Linked DNA regions of Homo sapiens: region 2 is linked to region 1. The links are chromatin loops, found by intact Hi-C in ENCODE. Cell type or tissue: breast epithelium. All regions are shown on one strand. Links, peaks and the distances in the headings refer to the core of each region. The heading gives the core; the rest is flanking DNA. Region 1 overlaps NAE1 (NEDD8 activating enzyme E1 subunit 1). Region 2 holds the start of DYNC1LI2 (dynein cytoplasmic 1 light intermediate chain 2).

Evidence for each region. Peaks named below come from ENCODE experiments on the same cell type or tissue, not always from the same donor. Only the 100,000 strongest peaks of a DNase experiment are listed, where the experiment ranks them.
Region 2: a loop joins it to region 1, with 18 times the contacts of the local background. A loop is called at or near these places in 2 of 110 quality-filtered maps.

The regions. Positions count from the first base shown.
Region 1 is chr16:66,805,470-66,808,274 of GRCh38, reverse strand. NAE1 (NEDD8 activating enzyme E1 subunit 1) reads left to right here. Exons shown (of 20, transcript NM_003905.4): 18 at 2,249-2,363; 19 at 2,449-2,498. Among named protein-coding and RNA genes, the nearest start is that of TERB1, 5.3 kb to the right of the region's middle. In breast epithelium, for the core only: no CTCF peak of the experiment used is centred there; no DNase peak of the experiment used is centred there.
Region 2 is chr16:66,751,036-66,753,813 of GRCh38, reverse strand. It overlaps DYNC1LI2 (dynein cytoplasmic 1 light intermediate chain 2), which reads left to right and starts at 2,205. Exons shown (of 13, transcript NM_006141.3): 1 at 2,205-2,329; 2 at 2,468-2,541. The coding sequence starts at 2,223. It overlaps DYNC1LI2-DT (DYNC1LI2 divergent transcript), which reads right to left and starts at 2,062. Exons shown (of 2, transcript NR_133569.1): 1 at 914-2,062; 2 at 1-818. RefSeq lists an enhancer at 1,849-2,564 and a silencer at 1,778-2,577. In breast epithelium, for the core only: CTCF peaks have their summits at 1,607 and 1,806; DNase peaks (open chromatin) are centred at 2,033, 2,213 and 2,458; H3K4me3 peaks cover 1,391 bases; H3K27ac peaks cover 1,319 bases.

The DNA.
Region 1 (2,805 bases), core at 182-2,681:
TGTCATTTTCCATAGTTTGTTACTAAGACTCACACTGAGTTTAATTTAGTGGAATAGGAAAGCCACAAGAAATATGCTGGCCAGGCATAGTACGGTGGCTCACGTCTGTAATGCCAGCACTTTGGGAGACTGATTCAGGCAGATTGCTTGAGCCCAGGAGTTGGAGACCAGCGTGGGCAACATGGTGGAACCCCATCTCTACTGAAGATACAAAAAATTAGCCAGACATGGTGGTGTGCACTTGTAGACTCAGCTACTCGGGAGGATCACCTGAGCCTGGGAAGTTGGGGCTACAGTGAGTTGTGATTGTGCCACTAAACTCCAGCCTGGGTGACTGTGGTGAGACTGTCTCAAAAAAAAAAAAAAGTATGCTACTAATTTCTGAACTCAATAACTCTGAAGATGTAGGAATTTCTTTGTTTAGTTATCTACTTTTTATCTTCAGCAAATGTAGTCATTGGAGAATTGGCATAATCTCAAAGATCTGAGGTTGCTCAGAATATTTTTCTTTGGGATGATAATTTTAATTGTGCAGGATTATTGCATAGCAACACATTCTAGGGGTATCATAAAACCTGCTGCTCCATCTGATACAGTGTGTCTCCAGAGTTTATAGTCTTTTTTTTTTTTCTTTTGAGACGGAGTCTCGCTCTGTCGCCCAGGCTGGAGTGCAGTGGCGTGATCTCAGCTCACTGCAACCTCCGCCTCCTGGGTTTAAGCAGTTTTCCTGCCTCAGCCTCCCGAGTAGCTGGGACTATAGGCGCCCGCCACCTCGCCCAGCTAATTTTTGTATTTTTAGTAGAAACAGGGTTTCTCCGTGTTGGCCAGGCTGGTCTCGAACTCCTGACCTCAAGTGATCCTCCTGTGTTGGCCTCCCAAAGTGCAGGGATTACACGCATGAGCCACTGCGCTGCCCAGAGTTTATAGTCCTAACAAGCAAGCTTACTAGAAGAAAAAAAAAGAATAAACACCAAATATGTATTGCTTTATTTGTATTATTTGATTAGTATTTATTTCAGTTATCTGTTGCATAACAAACCACTTCAAAACTTAGTGGTTTAAAACAATAAATAGTGTCGTGATTTTGTGGGTTGCCTGGTCTCAGGCAGTTCTCCTTGGGGAGGCATGCAGTTGCTTGAGCCTGGGGGTGGAGTCATTCTGAAGGCTTGACTGACTGAGTTAGACATGCAAGAAGACATTTTTACTCATGTAACTAGCACCTTAGTCAGAACAGTGGGAATAGCTGGCGGCTGGTCAGGTATCTCTTCACGTGGCTAGCTTGGACTTCCTTTTGGCATGTCAGTTGGCTTCTGCAGTTAACATTCCAAAAAACCCAAGTGGAAGGTACAGGGCTTTTTATGACCTAGCTTTGGAAGTCATACAGCATCACTTATGAGCTAAGTAACTTAATCTCTCTGTGCTTTAGTTTTCTCTTCTATAAATGGAGATAACTATACATACTTCATAGGACTGTTTTGAGGATTCAATCAATTAATATAGATATAAGGTCCTTAGAACAGTGTCCAGCATCTATTAATGCTCAATAAATGTGACCTATTATTGGCCAGGCATGGTGGCTCACACCTGTAATCCCAGCACTTTGGGAGGCCAAGGCGGGTGGATCACTTGAGGCCAGGAGTTCGAGACCAGCCTAGCCAACACTGAAACTAAAAATAGAAAAAATTAGCTGTGTGTGGTGGCGCACTCCTGTAGTCTCAGTTTCTTGGGAGGCTGAGGCATGAGAATCATTTGAACCCGGCAGGCAGAGGTTGCGGTGAGCCGAGACTGCACCACTGCACTCCAGCCTAGGTAACAGCAAGACTCTCTCTCAAAAGAAAAAAAAAAAGTTACCTATTATTAATAGCTTTATGTCCTCAGTGTCATTTATCATTTAGTCTTTTAGAATTGGAGAATAACTTTTATAAAGGGTATAAGTAGGACATTACTTTCTCATTCATTAAGTTCTTCTATCAAATAATTATTAAGCACTATGTGCCAGATGCTTTTCTAGACAGTGAATATGATGCAATTAATAAAGATTTAATTAAATTCAAATTTTTACTAGGTTTTAGTTGGTCTCTGATTATAGGTTTGTGATATGTGCAAATATTGGTCTCATACTTTGTTATTTTTGTTCTTCAGTTTCATACATATTTTGACTAGAACATCTGAAACTAGATTAAATAAAGGAGTTGGCCATTAATTTTGAATCACATTTATTTTAATGAAAACTAACTTTTATTTTTAGGAGTATCTAACTATCAAGTTGAAGAAGATATAGGAAAGTTGAAGTCTTGTCTCACTGGCTTCCTTCAGGAATATGGTTTATCTGTAATGGTGAAAGATGATTATGTCCACGAATTGTGAGTATTTTTTAGGGTATCTAGGAGATGATTCCACACCTGTCATAAGGCTAATCAAAATTCATGTCTCTGTGGTCTCCTTTAGTTGCCGATATGGAGCTGCTGAGCCACATACCATTGCTGCATTCTTGGGGGGTGAGTTCCATATATGAGAAGACTCACCTGTTGTTACATAGTACAGTTACTATTTTAATACAAAGTTTTGTCGTCTAGCTATTTTAATTAGGGAGGTCAGTGAAGCAGGATGTTATATTTCTTTCTTTTTTTTTTTTTTGAGACGCAGTCTCACTGTTTTGCCCAGGTTGGAGTGTATTGATGCCATCATAGCTCGCTGCAACCTCAAACTCCTGGGCTCAAGTGATCTCTCGCCTCCGCCTCCTGAATAGCTGGGACTACAGGCATGTGCCAGTAAGCCTGGCTAATTTTTCAATTTTTTGTAGAG
Region 2 (2,778 bases), core at 279-2,778, 55 kb after region 1:
TTCTTGGCATTCTACATGACCAACTCTTAGATTATAGTTAATACAGTAATGACGTTTAGATTATCATTTTTATTTCAAATAATTTCCTATCCTATTCCTATGCATTTTTAAATTAAATTTTACTTTATTTGACAGTCTTACTCTGTCGCCCAGGCTAGAGTGCAGTGGTGTGATCTCAACTCCCTGCAGCCTCTGTCTCCTGGGTTCAAGCAATTATCGTGCTTCAGCCTCCCAGGCAGCTGGGATTACAGGCGGATGCCACCATTCCTGGCTAATTTTTTTTTTTTTTTTTTGTATTTTTAGTAGAGACGGGGTTTGGCCATGTTGGACAGGCTGGTCTGGAACTCCTGACCTCAAGTGATCCGCCAGCCTCGGCCTCCCAAAGTGCCGGGATTACAGGTGTGAGCCACCGTACCTGGCCTTCCTATGCTTTTTTGTTAAACTCTTCCACAGGACTTTAATAGTTCCTGCTAAATTTCAACTTGTTAGATTTAGTCTCTGCTCAGTTTGTCATGCAGTAGATAAGGCAACCCTTCCTGCTTCAGGTCATCCACAACTTCCATGACTGCTGCTGTATTCTTATCCAAGTCACTGATGGCACCCTGAATTGGCTGGCCAGGGCAGGAGGTTTGGGCAGGCCCCTAGCAGCCTCATCTGCTGGTCCCTCCTCTTCATCAGCCACCTCTGGGCTAGTCTTTAATAAGCCTCAGTGCTATCATCCAGCATTGATTTCACTTTCGCATCTAAGATGTGAATTGTCAAATGCCCTGTTGAAATCTGCATTTGCTGTATCTGCAGCATCCGCCTACCTGGTACTCCTGCAAAAAAGAAAGATACTGTGTAAATCTGGTATTCTCTTTTCCTTTAGTGTTTAATCACAAAATTTCACTTAGTGCTGATTAAGCTCACTGGCCTGTAATTTTCATCTCCATCTTCTGTCCTGTGAAAATTCAGCACTGCTTGCCCTTTTAGGACTTCTGGCACTTTGCCTGATTTTCCCAGATTTCCAAGGGAGGAACTCAGTGGGTTTTCACTCTCGTCTTGTTTAAACCTTACATCCAGTTTGGCAGATGATATGCCCATTTGTTTTATCCCGTAATTCATGCCGCCAGATTTTTTGGCATCAGGATCACAATCCTACTCATCTGAAACCTACTTAGGTGGTGCTTTTCTGCCACATTCCACTTCCTTGTGATATTTAGAAATGTCTTGTTAGCCTGTTTCCATAGAGAATGGCAAGAGCCCTCAAGTAGAGGCCACACCTAAAATTAAGCTTGATAATGGAATGTATGTTTTTCCTTCGGTTACTCTCCGCTCTTTCCCTTTTCCATCCCCTTTCCTTTTATTTTTCTCCCCGCTCTGCACCTGCCAGCTGGCCCCCAAGGAAATTAAGGGCTCCTCTTCTGGTGTGAAATGCTGGCTCCCTGAAAACATCATTTTAAAAAGCATGTTAATAAAGCAAAGCCAAGTGTATTATGCACTGCGGTCAAGAGCACTACTTCACAGTCTTTAGTCTTCGGAGGAGGAGGGGGAAATGCAGGATATTTATGAGGATTCTGGGGTCTTCCTTAAGGCTAGTCTTTCAATGCAGGGCTTGAGTAGGGTTAGGCCAAGTTCATGATATAATGGTCCAAGGTTGGGGAATAAATTAGAAGTACCGAATGTTATCTTCTAGCCTTGGGTCCTTGGGTGGGTTTCTTAAATTTTTTGAGCTTCAGGTTCCTCATCTGTGAAAGGGTTAGATAAGATTCAGTGAGATAATGTGTGACTCTGGCACATGGTGAGCTCTAGATAAATGGCGCTTTTGTGTCCATCAGTCTCATTCCCAAAGCCTAGGCTTTCGGGTCGGTCATCCGGCTGCCCGACCCGCGACGGCGCAGGGGAATCGGCGAGCGTGGCGGGGTGCTGCGCTGCGCCCCTCAGCCGGCAGAGGCCGCCAGCGCGCCCTCGGTCCGGACGGTGCCCGCCCCTGCCACCGCCTCCCCGCGCATGGCTGCCCCGGCGGCTGCCTGACCGCCGCCCGCCACCTCGGCGGCCTCGCAACCCGTGGGAGCCCGTGGCCATCGCAGACCTAGAGGACACGTTGGGCGGCGCAGTCGCCGCGGCAAGGTCGGCGGGCGGCGCGGCGCGAGGGACGGCGAGCGGGGGGCGGCCCGGCCCGGGTCCTCGCGGGTCCTCGGCGGGCCCGGGGGAGGGCCCTCTTTGTGGCTGCAGTTGGCAAGATGGCGCCGGTGGGGGTGGAGAAGAAGCTGCTGCTAGGTCCCAACGGGCCCGCGGTGGCGGCCGCCGGCGACCTGACCAGTGAGGAGGAGGAAGGCCAGAGCCTATGGTGAGGCCGCGGGCGGTCGGGCCGGGCCGTGGGGGGCGCGGCCTCTGGGCCGGACCGTCGGACACACTGAGGGGCCGACGCGAGCCGGGCCATCCCAGCCCGGCCCGGGGCTGACCACTCTTGCCATTGTCGCCACAGGTCCTCCATTCTGAGCGAAGTGTCCACCCGCGCCAGGTCCAAGCTGCCGTCCGGCAAGAACATCCTGGTCTTCGGTGAGCGCCGGCGGCGGGGCGTTGCCCCAGGTCGCTGGGGTGGGCGAGGCGGGCGCCCCTCCCTCAGGTCCCCGCCTTCCCCGTTCCAGCCGCCTGCCCGCAGCCTGGCGGGAAAGGGACCGTCGGCCCTGGCCGGTCAGCTGGAGAGTGGTCAAGCCTCCAGCGCCTGAGGGTGGGATGCTGCCCTCTTTGGAGAGCGTAGTGGTGCTTTGGGGTTGTCGGCATATTGTTTCAGTC